Regions from separate parts of the Mus musculus genome. Here region 1 is linked to region 2. The links are chromatin loops, found by intact Hi-C in ENCODE. Cell type or tissue: left cerebral cortex. All regions are shown on one strand.

Region 1 (8,000 bases), 160 kb after region 2:
CCATCTCACCAGCCCCCTACTACTCAGTTTTAAAAATACTTAATTTTACCTGCATTGGTGCTTTGCCTGCATGTATGTCTGTATGAGGGTTGGAACCCTTTGAATTGGAGTTATAGGCAGTTAGGAGCTGCCATATGTGTGCTGGGTGGTGAACTTGCTATGTAGCCAAGGATGGCTTTGAACTCATCCCGTGCCTCTACCTCCCCAGTGCTGCAATTAGAAATATGAGCCATCATATCAAGTTGATTCTGAGGTCTCAGGAATTGATACTTCAAAACAGGGAAAGCCTTTTTTATAAGAATGTTTTATAGTGTACTCATGTAAATAAAATAAATAAAATTTTTAATAAAAGGGGAGCTGAAGAGATGGCTCAATGGTTAAGAGCACTGACTGCTCTTACAGAGGTCCTAAGTTCAATTCCCAGCAGCCACATGGTGGCTCACAACCATCCGTAATGAGATCTGATGCCCTCTTCTGGTGTCTGAGACAGCTGCAGTGTACTTATGTAAATAAAAGCAATGTTTGATGATTTGGACCCTGGCAAAAGAGGTATGAAAGGCCACGAGGCCTCGCCAGATACAGTTGTCCCTTTTCTTTCTGTAGCTTCACTGGTCCATGCTCAACTACAATTTGAGAATAGTAAGTGAAAAATTTCATAGATAACTCACAACTTTTACATTGCTTGCCACTATGTCATGTAATTTTACAATGTCTTCTTCAGTCCCACTTTGTACCAAATCCACCCCTTTGTGTAGTCTCTGCTTACTATCTGTGCTTTTTGGCTACCAAGAAAATCTATAAAGTGTTCCCTTCAAGCAAAACAATTCAAGTACAGAGAGATGTGCGTGGGAAAGCCTACAGATATTTGTGTAACACTGATTATAGTATAGCTTTCATTGTTTTGTAGTATTAGTTACAACCTCTCACTCTGCTTAATATATAAACTTTATCATTGGTATCCAGGTAAAGAAAAAACATGTTAGGAACTTGGTACTCTATGTGATTTCAAGGGTCACTAGAGGGTATTACATTGGCTGAGGTGGGAGGGTCTTGGGCCCTAGGAGCTTAGTCTGGAGAATGAGAAGGGCAAATGCACAAACAAGGCCACACGCTCTGTACAAACAGAACACAGTAATACTTACGTGTTGTTGAACTGGCACAGGACTTAATAGGCAAATACAAAAATAGTTTTCTGCAACCCGGAAATCATTGTTCAGTATGAGTCTTGATACATACAGGAGAGATTGTTACTCAAGGCAGCTCAAAGATGATGTATTGATAATACGGCTGGTTCTAAGAATACAAAGTTAAACATATAAAAGCAAAATAAATAAATACCACAGTTATAACATGGGTGTGACGTCTTGACACTATTTCAGTACTCCAAAGTGACATGATTCTTCCAGGTCCCGCTGGAGTGAGGCAGCTGGGCATGGAGTTCTTTACGCTACTGTAAGAGCTGTTTGGTTTGTTTTATTGTTTAGAGACAGTCGTGTGTCTTGAGCATTCAGTAAGAAGGTGCACTGAGTAACACAGCATGGAAGCAGGGATGTGTTTGTCTGCACGTTCAGCACAGGTAGTTTTTTCATGTTAATTCTGTTGCCACTGAGCACTGATGGACTCTGGATAGCTGCCTCTCCCCTCAAGAGTTGGAATAGAAAGCAACAAGAGTCTTTCTTAACTCTTAAGAATTTAGGACAGGAGAAGAAATCTAAGTGGCAATGGGGACATTCCTGCGAGGAACCCAACCTCCCTGCAAAAATATTATGGGTTAAGAGTGGAGGAGGACAGATCAGAGGGACACTCTGTATCTCCTTGTTCTGTCCCTAAGCTGCTGAAGGCTTTTGAGTCTTCGGGGAACATAATTTATTCTAGCTAATTAAAAAAAAAATCCTTAAAATTTACTAACAGGTGGTCAAAACCAATCATTCCAAACAGCAGACACTTCCCTGAAAAACGTGAAGTAGCCTATTGCAGACCTCCTTCCGATTCCACTCACCAATGTTAACATTTGTTACAGCTTTCTAAATATTTTCTAGCTATAGCCAAGTAGGCATATACTTTTCTTTTTCTTTGTCATAATAAACTGGAGCTAAAAAAAAAATACGATCAAAAAGCATGTTTTGCAATTAATGGACCTGGGCTCAAATCTTGCCCACCTTGCTTACTGTGTAACTCTACAAAAATTACTTCTTTAGGTTTCAATGTTTTATGAGGTATAAAAATAGCAATTACTTCGTAAGGTTTGAGGATTAAAATTTGGAGTGTGTGTGAATCACTTAATGCAGTGCCAAGTCGTTACAGTTCAATAAACACTTATTGTCTATGGCAAGTGACCTTTCATAAGAGTTAAAATAAGGAAACGTGTTCCTGTCATATTTTGATAACTTCCGTTAAGCAAACAAATGTTGCTCATTTCTTTCAACTAATTATATCTAAATGGAAAAGAAGTTGCTTTTCCAGTTAAAAACCAAACAACATTTAAACGTGAAAACTCCTCCACGTCTCCTTAATCCCAATACTCCATTGAGGATTTGATAATGGATTCCCCAATTAAAAAACAAAACAAAACTTTTGTTGTCTCACTGCGTGCGGAGAACACTCCCCTCGGTCTTTCTAAATACTGAGCAGCCTTTGCTTTGTCAGGCAATCCCGGGGTGGTACCCCGGTAAGTTCGCCTCCCGCGGTCACGCCCCTCTATCCCCTCCAGAGACCTCAGGGACAGCAATTGGGGAGGCGTATCCACGAAAAAACCGAGGGGACATGGTGGCCAAGGAGTGCGCCCCGGAACAGCGTCTGGGTGCAGAGGTGCGCCCGAGGGGTGCAGGCTGCCGGCTACCGGGCCCTGCCTGAGCGCGCGCGGGAGGCACCTCTGGGACTAGGTTTTCCGCGACCTTCTCGCCGCAGCGTCCCTGCCGTCGGAGGCGCGGCAGTCCCTTGGCCTCCACCCCCAGGCCCGGGCCAGTCCCCCTTTTTAGCTTTCTTTTGGGCATTGCCCTTTGCCCTCGCATGGAGTCCTCTGTTGACTCTCCCTTCACTTCCAGTCACCCATAGGTCACGGTCCCTAGACCACAGCCACCCATCTTGTCCAACTCCCCGAGCTCTGAAGTCTCGCCAGCCAGGGAGATGCTGAGGACCCCGCGGGTGGGGTAGCCCCGGTGTTCCCGGGCCCACGCTCGGGGGCGCGGGACGCAAGTTTCCGCCCGGTCCCCTGAGCGGTGACAGCGTTCGCTCGGAGGCGGCGGGGAGGCGGAGGGCGGGCCAGCCCCGTGCCCGAGCCCCCTCCCCTGCTCGCGAGCTCGCGCGGTCTGTGTCTCTCTCCGCAAGTGCAGAGCCGCGGAGGAGGAGGGGGAGGAGGAGGAGGGAGCTGGGGGAGGATCTCCATTGAAATAAACAACCAGGCAGCAGTTATTAACACGGGAACATGGCGGCCGCAGCCTGGGCTCCCGCGGCGGCGGCGGAGGTCAGCGCCGACGGCAGCCCGCACCTGACGGCGTGACGGCCACATTGGTAAGCGCGCCTCCCCTGGGGGCTCACGGGCGGCGGGCGGGGGGCGCCGCATTCCCACCCGGGCCGCTGCCCTTGGTGCGCGCAGCCCGGCGGAGCCGCGCGCCGGCCGGCCGGGCAGGCTGTTGTTGTGTGCGGGCACCGCTGCCCAGGCGTGCGGAGCCCGCGACGCCCATCCTCGAGGCGCGGCCGAGCCGGGGACTCGGCTCCCGGGGGGAGGGGGGAGGGCGGGAAGACGCCGAGTCCCCGGGAGAGAAAGGAGGCGCTCGGGCGCCGGGCGAGAGAGCTCGGGAGACGAGCCCTGGAGCGCGAGGCGGGTGGAGGCTGCAGCCCGCGGCGCCGGCCGAGAGGTGAGCACCAGGCTGGGAAGCGGCGGTTGTGCCGCGGGCCCCTGCTCCGGCCCCCTCGAGGCTGCGCGGCGCAGCCCGGGCAGGCGGGGGAAGCCCGGGCCGGCGGGCGCAGTCGCGGCCGGTGCTTTCTTCCCGGGAGGCGTGCGGCCACTGCTGCACGGGTGGGAGCCGGCCGAGGGGAGGCAGGACCTGGGAAGTGCCGGGGGTGTGTGAAGGTGACGCGGCCGGCAGGGGCGGCGGCGGGGGCTCGGGCGTCTGGGGGGCCTCGGGCTTGGGTGGCTTCGGGGCGGTAGCGCTCGGGCCGCGCAGGCCGGGCCGCGGTGGGGGCGGGGAGCCGGGGTCGGGCGGCGGCGGCGGTGGCGGCGCCGCGCCGGGCTCGCCCCTGACTTAACTTTCTGGGTGCGGGCATGTGTGCCGGAGGCGCGCTGGGGCCGCGGCCGGGGGCGGGAGGCGGGCTGCGGGCCAGGAGGTTCCGGGTTGGCTCGCCAGCGCCCCCTCTTCCGTACCCCTTCTGCGGCCCCTGCAGGGACAGGCCCTCGGGGGCCCCCCGCGGGAAGCGGGAGGGGTCCTGGCGGCCCTCGCGCCCCGGTCACGCCCTGGGCCGGGGACCCTCCTCTCCGGGCCCCTGGAGGCTCCCGGGGAGGCGTCCAGGGTCGGCGCCGCGGGCTGGAGTGCCCGCACCCCGCCCCTGGGGGAGTCCTGGAGGCGCCGCGGCCGCGCTCGGGGGTGGCTCGGTCCCTGCTTCCATGGTCCCTCCCTTTCCCCTCCCCCAAGTGGCTTCCGGGGCCTGCGGACTGAGGGGCGGGAATCGGGGACCCGAGCCCCTTACTCTCCGGGAGTGACGTTGGGCCTCAAGCCTAGAGGGCCTGTCACTGGCAGGGGAAACTTTCCCAAACCCGAGCCTGAGCTCGAGCACCCTCCTCCGCCACCTCGTCCTCTAATCCCACTCCCACTCCACCTCCTCCGACTCCTTCCCCTCCCACCGACCCGAATCTGGCTGTGCCTGACTGATGGGGCAGTGAGCCAATGGAAGGCAGGAACTGACCTGCCGGGTACCGGTAAGCCAATGGTGGGAGCCAGAGGCAGGAAGGAGGCGGGGTTTCTTCCGTCCAGTTAGGGCTGAGTTGCAGGCGGGGCGGGGGAGCCTTGGAGACGCCGCGAGCCCTCCACTCTGGCGCGTCCCTTGGTCACCCGCACCTGGGTTTGTGGAATAGTGTCACTCACAGAATCTGTGACCCGGGGAGACCTGCATAGGTGCGCGAAGATATTGCTTTTCTCTGGTGCTGCGAGAGGCGTTGTTTTAGACATGACAAAGTCTAAAGCCACTTCAGGATGTGGCAGTAACTGCGAGGCCCGGTTTTAAAATGGCATATGTTGATAGTGACCGCGTTCTGGATCTCAGCACCAGGTGAGATCTTTGAAGGTCTGCGTTAGTTTCACTGGGCTTCTGTCCAGCACCCGGACGATGGTGAATTGAAAGGGCACCCTGAGAGTAAAGGCGCGGGGTGGCCTCTTGTGAGGTGATTTTTAGGAGTGCTAAAGCATTCTTGTTTGGAATTGGCCTCACTGGGATCTTGTTTAATCAGACCAACACCAATTTCCCAAGTCTCCTTGAAAGTTTCGTGCTTGGTCTGGGTGTGACATTTTAACAAAGTTACTGGTTATGCTGTGCATATTTTTTTGTCTTGTTCTTGGGTAAACAAAATGAAGTTTTGAACCAAAGCGCCACTAAGATACCAAGCGTGGGTACTTAGCAAAAGCAGCTAAAGAATATTTGTTGGCAGAAAACAAAAGGAATAAAGTATAGCAGTATAGCTTTCCATATTACTCCCTTACAAAAGATTCGTAAAACATTTTATCTATTTATTTATTTATTTATTTATTTATTTTTAGTTTCCTTAAACACGGATGAATTGTACAGTATGTGGCTACTTCTCTGATGTGTAAGAGGTCAAGAGCTATCTTTGGTTGTTTGGGTCCAGTGAACTGACTTTCTTGACTCCTGAGTTTTAGGAAAGGGGGGCGGGGGCGGTTCCCTTGAGGATCCCTGGTTGCTCAGCGGGAATTGCGGTCTGTTAAAAAGACCGCCGCTGCTGCTGCAGTGCTTTTTGTGTGTGTACATGCTCTGTTCTTTGTTGGTGAGGTTAGTCCAACCGGAGGGCAGCAACACATTCCTTTTCCCAATTGGAATCTTTGGGAGTTCAAAGGATGAGAAATGTTAAACTTAAAATCCATTCATTTTTGGAATCTGTCACCCATGAATTTAATTTTGGGATTTAAAAAAATATCTAATGGGCACGAACCACACTGGGTTCTCCAGCTTTTATTACTATTGGATTATTAAGAAAGGACTTGCGAGAGACTAATGTAAGGAAAGAGTAGTGTGTAATATGTGACTTTCAAATCTATAGTGTAGATTCCCAACCTGTGTAATTTTAGACGTTCTTGTAGAAGTAAATTGCTTTTTTTTTTTTTCCTTCGAGACAGGGTTTCTGTGTATAGCCCTGGCTGTCCTGGAACTCACTTTGTAGACCAGGCTGGCCTCGAACTCAGAAATCCGCCTGCCTCTGCCTCCCAAGTGCTGGGATTAAAGCTGTGTGCCACCACCACCTGGTGTAAATTACGTTTTTCTGTAGCTTTTGAAGTGTTATTTTGGTGATAAATGAGTCAAGTGAAAGATAAGCACTTATTTCAACTGACAGAAGTAGGGAGTATTGTAAATTAATGTTCAGAACCCAGCAACATTCAGAGACTCCCACTGCTGGTTAATTTGGGAGGCCACTCTGATGCAGGCCCTTTCTCTTTCCTGAATTCTTAAAAGCAACCCATTATTTCACTTCATTCTCCATAAGGATCCTTCAAAGCGTTCTTAGATTCTTGGTGGCAGAGAATAGCAAGTCGCCTAATGCCTGGTGAGGGGAAAAACCTCGCAAGCATATGGAGGCATCTAGAAAAAGATGTGCATTGTCAGCGGCGGCGATTCCATTGTGTGCTCTCTTGCTGGAGCTGAACCTTCTTCCTCCTGGGAATTTCCCTCTTAAAAGAGAGGATTTCTTTGACTTTAGATGTCAGGGTGCTGAGGCCCAGGTTTCAGGACAGCTCAACAATCATTCATGTGAGTTTAATGCTTTTGAGGACTTAATATTTTTAAAAATATTTTTAACCCCTCATCGATTAAATATAATTTAGATGACTTTCAGCATGAGAGACATCTTACTGAAAATACATATAAAAGATGGAGGGTCCTAGGATTGCATAAAGGGTTAATGGTTCTCCCCTTACCTCTCAATAGATGCGTCTTATTAAAGCTTTCCAGTCTCCATGGAATCCATGATCTCTGATTACGTTTCTATTTTACATGTAGAAGTTAAGGACTCAGTGCCTTAGCTGTTTCAGGCCACAGTAGGTTGCTATTTGACCCATACTTTGACAGCTTAGATCTCTAGGAAAAATTGTTTTTGTCGTATTGAATACAAAGGCAGTCCGTATATTGTTAGAAAGAAAAAGCATGAAGAGTGGCCCTTTAAAGCATTTTTAATAGAAGACTAATTTTCTGGTATGCATGGGTGTCTTTGATATCTTGGTCATTGTTGTGTTGTGGTTGAAATTATATTTAAAAGTTTAACTATTTTTAGTTGTTAATATGATAAAACCAATGTTTAAGCCCTATTAGCTTTTTAATTTGTTTATTTTTTAAGATTTATTTATTATATGTAAGTACACTATAGCTGTCTTCAGACACCCCAGAAGAGGACATCAGATCTCATTATGGATGGCTGTGAGCCACCAAGTAGTTTCTGAGAATTGAACTCAGGACCTCTGGAAGAGCAGTCAGTGCTCTTAACCACTGAGCCATCTCTCCAGCCCCATGATACTGATTTTTGAATGAAGAAAAGCCATGGAATGGAAAACACAATGTTGAGTTCTTTTTCCCCTTTTCTATCACACGCTCCTTTGCCTCCATGTCTTCTAAGTGGAAAGAAAGGAGGCACTCAGTGTTTATGCGCTTCTTTCTTTCTTTTGTTTTTGTTTTGATTGTTTCCTACTTTTTGATTTAGACTAGAGAAGCAAGAAGGGGTGCCATGGCATACCACCCTCTGAAGCCTCTTAAAGTATCCTACCTGGCAAAGCTGTAAAGTGCAG
Region 2 (8,000 bases):
AGATCTCCCATGCTCATGGATTGGCAGGATTAAGATAGTAAAAATGGCTATCTTTCCAAAAGCAATCTACAAATTCAATGCAATCCCCATCAATATTCCAAATCAATTCTTCATAGAGTTAGAAAGAGCAATTCATACATTCATTTGGAATAACAAAAAACCCAGGATAGCAAAAATTATTCTCAACTATAAAAGAACTTCTGGAGGAATCACCATCCCTGACCTCAAGCTGTATTACAGAGCAATAGTGATAAAACAAAACAAAACAAAACAAACAAACAAACAAACAAACAGCAAAAAAAAAAAAACCCTGCATGATATTGGTACAGAGACAGGCAGGAAATCAGTGGAATTGAATTGAAGATCCAGAAATGAACCCACACACCTATGGTCCCTTGATCTTTGACAAAGGAACTAAAACCATCCAATGGAAAAAAAGACAGCATTTTTAACAAATGGTGCTGGCTCAACTGGTGGTCAGCATGTAGAAAAACTGCAAATCAACCCATTCTTATCTCCTTGTACAAAGCTCAAATCCAAGTGGTTCAAGGACCTCTACATAAAACCAGAGACACTGAAACTTATAGAGGATAAAGTGGGGAAGAGCCTCGAACACATGGGCACAAGGAAAACATTCCTGAACAGAACACCAACGGCCTATGCTGTAAGATCAAGAATTGACAAATGGGACCTCATGAAATTGTAAAGCTTCTGTAAGGCCAAGGACACTGTCAATAAGACAAGAAGGCCACCAACAGATTGGGAAAACATCTATACGAATCTCACATGCGATAAAGGGCCAATATCCAATATATATAAAGAACTCAAGAAGTTGGACTCCAGAGAACCAAATAACCCTATCTTAAAAATTCTGCATAGCGAGTCCAAGATACTCTGAATTTGACCAGATGCACTAGGGCCTCGCTCATTAGCAGGAAGGATTTCTGAGAGTCCTGGTCTGAGAGAGTCTCGGACCAGCTGAGCAGCCCAGAAGAGGCCGGTCCAGCCTCTCTGACTTGAACGCCCGGAGCCTGCACAATCAGTCTCACGTGCCTTTGTGAGCTCCCATCTCTGTCAGGGCTGACGTGCAAAGCATCCGCTATTGAGTCACTCCTGTTCCTGTAAGTCCCTCTCAGCCACACTCCAAGGTGCATTTTGATTGATCAGTCATGGATTGTTATCTGGGACAAGTAGGTGTTTGCGCAAATCGCCTCAGGAATAGTGTCACGTGACAGGAGGTCAAAGGACAACTAGCAGGAAGCCTGTTCTCTTCTACTACTGGGTGGGTCCCACCGACTGAACTCAGGTCATCAGGCGTGCGGACAGGTGCCTAATCCCGCATCCCGCTGAGTTCCCAGAGTTCTGGTTTTGTTGTTGTTGTTTGGTTAGTTGGTTTGGTTTTTTTTTTTTTTTTTTTTTTTGGTAGCTATAGAAGTCAGAAAGCAATGGGATCTTTAAGGTACTGAAAAAATAATGAACAAAACATTCCATAAAGAGTAAAATGCACTTAGAGGGGAAAGGTGAGCCCCCCCCGTGCTGCATGCTCATAGGGTGGGGGGAGCAGGAAGGTTGCACGTTCAAGGCTGGCCTAGGCTGCGGTAAGATCCCATTCTAACTAAAACCAAGTAGGGAATACAAATGAACTAGTTAAAAAGCAGAAGTAGTTTTATCACTCGAAGTGCAAACTAGTGAAAACCTTGGACAGATTTTCTTCTGGATAGACAAAAGGCAGGGAGCTAGAAATGCAGGGTCCACAGAAGCCATGGACTGGTGCCCTCTGGGTAAATCTAAAGGAGTACTGTTGACAATAAACCGGAGCACAGGAAAAAACAAACAAACAAACAAGAAAGTAAATGGAAATTAAGTATTCTAAGGTCTCAGGATTGCCTGAAAAGAGATTCAAGTACCAATTTATACTTACATTAGACTTTAAAAAGTTAAATTAAAAAAAAAAAAAGCTCTTCTCATTGGAGCAGTTATCTAGGTACCTACGCCACCCCACACAAGCACTCACATAAAGAGTAATTAGAAGGTGGGCAGTTTCTAATCAAGGGAATTGAATAATAAAAGGACAGGCAAGAACTACAAGGGAGAACAGGCCGGGAAAGACAATTGGCTTTATGCAATGTGGAGGTGTGTTTAGCCTTCTAGTAATAGTAATTAATTAAGTGTAACTGGGTAAGAAACTATAATTAAAGACAAAGATTTTCAAATAAATACACAGAAACATAAAGTTAAAAAATAGTGTTTAAAACCCCAAATTGGTTCTTTGAAAATATGTATAAAATTAGTAAAAAGTGTCCCAAATGGACAGCATAAGTGGATGTGTGTCTGAAGCCCAGAGGTGTAGCTCAAAGAGTCGGTACCTAGCCCTGAGCCTGGGAAGTCTGGAGAACGACCACTGGGGCGCATGGCTGAGGAAACGGAGAAGTGCTTTCTGGCAGTCAAGGGGCATTCAAGGCTCTTTTAAGGGCCTTGAAAATGGAAAAGACCATCACTGTGCATCTAAGGCAGCAGGGATAGCCAGACATGATAGCAGCACCTTTAATCTAGGCATTTGGAAGATAGAGGTTCCATGAGCCTGGTCGACAGAGCTAGTTCTAGGCCAGCCAGAGGTAAAACAGAAAGATCCAGTCTCAAACAAACAAACAACCCACCCACCCACGAGGGCTAAAGGTAGTGGTATCAGAGAGATGGGCAGTGAGCTAGATGCTAATATGTTGGAGATATCAGGGGTCAGCCTTCAGACCTCCGTAAGCATCACTTCAAGGTGCAACCCACAGTGGTGCAGGAGAAAGGTCTGCCTTGGGATGAATGCTGGATTGTTTGGGAATGACAACGGGGCTGGGTCAATTACCAACGTGGAGGAAGGGGGCTGGGCAGGTTCTAGGGCACCGCACTGAGGAGTGGGGAGGGAAGGGGCAGCTGGGGGCAGCATACTTCAGAGCAAGAATCTGAGGAGAACATTAAGGGGTTAGGGGATGGGGCTTCTGGCACCAATGGGTTGGATAAAAGGAGTCAGGGCTAGCTTAGGGTGGAAAAGTGTAGACAGAATAAAGGAAGTCTGCGGGTGTTTGGCACCGGGAGGACAGGAGAGAAGGAGTGACACCATCTATCAGTGAACTCCAGGGAATTAGGAGGCAGAGCCTGACACAGAAGCAGGGCCTGACCAGGAGGCGCGGAGGCCGCTAGTGGATAGTTTGGGCTGGTTGGGTTTCTCCCCCGATAAACTTGTTTGTTTCCATGTGTGCTTTTGCTCCCTTTCGGTTTGTGGCGCCCCCCGCTTGCCCTCCTCTCCACCCTGTGGTGGCTTTATTGTGATTACAGTGGGGCCACAGGACCCTCTAGCTCAGTGTGGTGTTTGGCCTCCTCTAGAACCTCATTCAGAGAGATAAGGGCACCCTTTGCTGCACGGATCTCATTTCTGTGGGTTGGAGAAGCATGCAGCAGCCTCTTTCAGCTGGAAGAGCCAGGTTCTGTGAGCTTCATCCAGAGGGCCTTCAATAGACCTCCTAGCAAGCTGAGGTGCAGTCATAGCATGCTGCCAGGTGCCTGACACGCCAAAGATTTAAACTAAATGAGGGTCTAACTTTTCATTAGTAATCATAATAGTTTGGGGAAAGAGTCTAGATGCTGCTTTCAAAAACAAAACACCTGAGGCCTAGTTCAGTCAATAGTGTTTGCTACGTCACAAGCAAAAGGGCCTCAGCTCCGGTCCAGACAGAAAAAAAAAAGCTGGTGAGATGGTTCCATTAATCCCAGAGCCTGAGAAGCAGAGCAGAGAGCCTCACAGCAAGCTCCAGTGCTAGATCCTGGGAGACACACACACACACACACACACATACACACACCACATACACATAACACACACACACAGAGCTATGGCTGTAAGGCAGGTTGTGTAAATTGCAGTGTTTAGCAGCTGTGAGACTCTTCTGGCTTCCCCAGCAGAGCAAGCGAAAGAGAAAGAGGAGAAACTTAGCAATCTTCAAAGGACCCACACCCAATAGTGAATCAACGATAAATTTGAGCAGCCCAAGGGGGAAAAACACAAATGCATATTCCAAAACTGCATTATCTAAAAATGTCCCTGTAGAGAAAAGCAAATTAAAGCTATACTGAAATAACATTTTAATTTGTCAGCGTCTGGCTGGCAGTGGTGCTGACCTACCAAAAAAGCAGATGACTCGAAGAAACATTCCACATATTTTTGGCATTTCACGTTCCTGCATCTCTGTTCCCTCTACATAGAATGCCCTTTGGCCCTTTGCTGTTGGCAGTTCTACCCCAGACTCCAACTCATGTTTCAGAACGCATCTCACCTCCTTCAGGAACCTCAGCCCTCTGGGCTGGGCTGACTAATCCATCTCTGTTCTTTGTTTGCATGTAATCTTTTTCTTTTCTTTCTTTCTTTTTTTTTTTTTTTTTAAATCATCTGATCATATTCATGTCTTGCTGGTTTCAGTGTCGATTTGCTTTTCGCCTTTCCCAGCCACTCTGCAAGAACACCGAGTCTAATTTGATTCCTCATTCCCAAGGTCCAAGTCGTTGGAAGTACTCAAAGATTCTTTGTTGGGCCCGTGAATGCAGAACTTGTTTCTAGCCCCAGAGAATGCGCTCGGTGGGCTGGGCGACGCTGGGGCTGTGTGCACGCTAGCGTGTTCCGCTGGGGGGCAGTGTTGTTCAGTGAAAGGAGATCGGCCTTGAGGGGCCCTAAGGCCCCAAGGGTTTCCTCCTGCCAGATAGGGGCACACAGTCACGGGAAAACAGTTGCAAACCAAGATAAAACAAAACAAACAAAAACAAAACATCTACAAGAAGAGCGTGAAGATTAAGAATAATGAATCAGCATAATTGGTTGTTTTATCATAAGGAAGGCCTTGATTGCTTGGTTAAATAATACCAAAAACAATGGCAGAAAAAGGTCCATTTCAAAGAAATATTTGTTAGTAATTTAGGACAGAATCCCATTTTGTAACCCAACCGAGGCTGGAACTCACTCTGGCCTACATGTAGCCTAGGGAGGCTTTGAACTTGTGGTAATCCTCTAGTCCCAGACTCCTAAAATCGAGGGATTACAGGAGTGAACCACTCAACCCAGCTTCAAGAAGTGTTCTTCAAATCACGCAGCAAATGATTGGCAGTCTGAAGCTGTTGACAGGGTTCCTCTGCCTCCCTTAGAGGGCTCACATTTGGGTGCCAGAGCTTGGCGCTCCTTTTGAATTGGGTGTCCCATGGGGTTTAAGCGGGTCAAAGATTTGAGGAACACTCTTTGCCAGGCCCTGATTCAGCTCCATGTGTATTAAATAGATTTTGTGCGCAGGCCTGGGAAACAAGCCACCACCTATAACTCTGTTTCTATGGGGAAAGATTTTCTGTGTTCCAAACAACCAATGTACTAATGAACTCCTGGAACACAACCTATTTGTCGATGGGACTGGCTGCCCGGTGTACACGCCTGAGCCAGCCGCCCAAGTGGCTACGCAGTGTTGATTTAATTATAATGGGTTCTCTACGGTGACTAATCTAGCTGTGGTCTCCACAATTGACAGGGAATTCTGAGAAACTGGAGAAGAGTTCTGCAAAGAACCACAAAGATGATTAAAGGACTACAGGAAAACCCAATTTGGTCTCTACAGCTTGTAGAAACTCATTTAATGATATCTCTCAAACAAACAAAAAGAACATTTGATTCTGCACCGCGTCAAGGGCGTTTGTCCTTTGCTAACTATGATAGATTTGTGCAAAAGGGGTTCAGTGTTTGCTGGGACCCCGACTCTCTACAGGGTTCTCTATGGGCCATAACGAACTTTATCTGCATTGCTACTTTGCCCGATGGATACAGTTACCTCTGCTTAACTGATAAGGACTTCGACTGAACTGACTCCTTGAAAGAAAACTTTCTTCATGTGTGTATATGTGGGGTGTGTGTGTGAGTGTGAGTGAGTGTGTATATGTGTGAGAGTGTGAGTGTATGTGTGAGTGTGTGTGTGAGTATGTGTGTGAGTGTGCGTGTGCCTGTTTGCATGGCTGCATATGCTGTGAGTGTGAATACACATGTTTGCGTTGTGTGTTTATGGTGTGATGTAGGTGTTATGTGGGTGTAAGTTTGCTTGTTTACATGTGTAGGTACACAGACGCCTGGCTGTGCATGCAGACAGAGGCCAGAAGTTGACCTTTGGTGTCTTCTTCAACCATTGTCCCGATTACTGAGGCGGAGTCTTTTATCGATCCTGGAGATCCTGAGTGGATCCTGGATCCACTTTGGTCCGTCTGGTTAGCAGGCTTGCCCCAGGGATCCCTGATTTCTGTCTCCCAGGATTATAGTGGAACTCCACACTCAGGGACCTCCGTGTGGAGATCCCGGCTCTGGTCCTCCTGGTCTCACATAGTCCCTCCCCTGCCCTGATGAAATATCTTCAGACTAGCACTATAGACTGTAGGTTTACGTTCAAGTTAGATTTCTCTCTAAGGCCCAGGTTTCCCGGCATACACCTAGGGCCTGTAATCCAGCACTGGGAGGTGGGAACAGGACGTCAAGGCCAGTGTGGTCTAGGTGAGAGTTTTCCCTAAAATAAAACAACCCTACAAATAAATCAAAATAGATAAATAAATTAAAGTTCCACACTGCAACCAGAGTGATATTTTTCCTGAAATATAGAGCATCCTTCCCCTGCATAAAATAGTTCCACACATTCTCTGCTCCTGAGATGAAATTTGAGTTTATTAGCATGGGGCGGGGCTAGAGTTCTGGCCTCCTACCGTTACCCTCTCCCACTCTGCCTAGTGCCCTCTCCACAGGCTGCCAGCTGTCCCCCGGACAGCTTCCTGTCCTTGCGCCTCACGTGATCCCTCGACTGACTGACAGTTCTGTTCATCCTTCCTTCCCCAGGGCAGCTGACAGTCCTCTTCAGGCTCTCATTGCTTGTTACATTTACATCTGGTTTATTGAGTCAGAGTCTTTTTATTATAGGGCCCGGGCTGACCTTGAACTCACAGATCTACTGGTCTCTAGTGCTTGAGTTAAAGACATGTACCACTCTGCCTGGCTTACATATAATAGCATTCATTACAGAGAATTCTACATGTATGTCAGTTTTTCTAGGCAGCGCCTTTATTCCCAGAGAGGCAGAGGCAAGTAGATCTCTGTGAGTTGGAGACCAGCCTGGTCCACATAGCAAGTTCCAGAACAGTCAGGGCTTGAAAAAAAAAATCCTAAATAAATAAATAAATGTATATCAATTCAGCCATAGACATTCCCAAACCTGACTGCCTACATCAATCACTTAAAAATTGTTAAATAAATATAAATAATCATATCACAAGTTATGTTACAGATAGCAAAAGAATGACATAAATATTTACCTGTCTACTCCCATCATTGGTCTGGCTAAAAAGAGGAGCTGAAATTGTACACATGACCATGTGGCCCTTACTTATCTTTGACTACATTTCCTGGATGGGAAGGAAAGGTCTGCAGCTGCCAGGAGGATGCAGAGGATTATGAGAAAGGTCAGCTTGGCATCCGAGAGTGTCCCACAACGGGTATCACAGAGGCCACAGAGAAGGAGAGATCAAGTGCTTCTGTCCCTTTAAGTTTAGGAAGCATCCAGGGATCCACACCTCAAGGAATTGCAGTTCTTTGTGAACATCCCCAGGTAAATCTCTCACTCTGGCTCACATGGGGCAACCATGGGGTTGAGAAATGATATATTTACTTGGTTTTTTTCTTTAATAAGCCCATTCTTTTGTTATCCTTTGCAACAGAGAAGAAAACAGTCATACTTACAGAGCCTGTCAAAGTTCAAGGCCAACACCCAGGCTTTCTAAATCCCCTTTATGTCAAGGGATCCCAGGTCCTAATGTTAAGGGACCCCAGCTTGCAGGCTGCAGAATGACTATTCTCTTTTGTGCTAAAGTCTCTTCATTCTGTTTCTATTGACCTGTGGAGCCTGAAGCCATACCATCCCTCTGTCACACAGAGCTCTGGGCAGCTCAGA

Evidence for each region. Hi-C counts contacts between places; a loop is a spot of excess contacts. Peaks named below come from ENCODE experiments on the same cell type or tissue, not always from the same donor. Only the 100,000 strongest peaks of a DNase experiment are listed, where the experiment ranks them.
Region 1: it touches region 2 in a loop (2.2-fold over the local background); 5 of 42 quality-filtered maps call a loop at or near these places.

What each region holds. Positions count from the first base shown.
Region 1 is chr1:13,369,448-13,377,447 of GRCm38, reverse strand. Ncoa2 (nuclear receptor coactivator 2) reads left to right here and starts at 3,365. Exons shown (of 23, transcript NM_008678.3): 1 at 3,365-3,510. It also overlaps the pseudogene Gm51852. In left cerebral cortex, CTCF peaks have their summits at 470 (motif pointing left), 2,883 and 4,389; DNase peaks (open chromatin) are centred at 4,035, 4,338, 4,891, 6,789 and 1 more place; H3K4me3 peaks cover 3,591 bases; H3K27ac peaks cover 2,477 bases.
Region 2 is chr1:13,528,362-13,536,361 of GRCm38, reverse strand. No RefSeq gene overlaps it. Among named protein-coding and RNA genes, the nearest start is that of Tram1, 58 kb to the left of the region's middle. In left cerebral cortex, a CTCF peak has its summit at 4,643; a DNase peak (open chromatin) is centred at 4,625.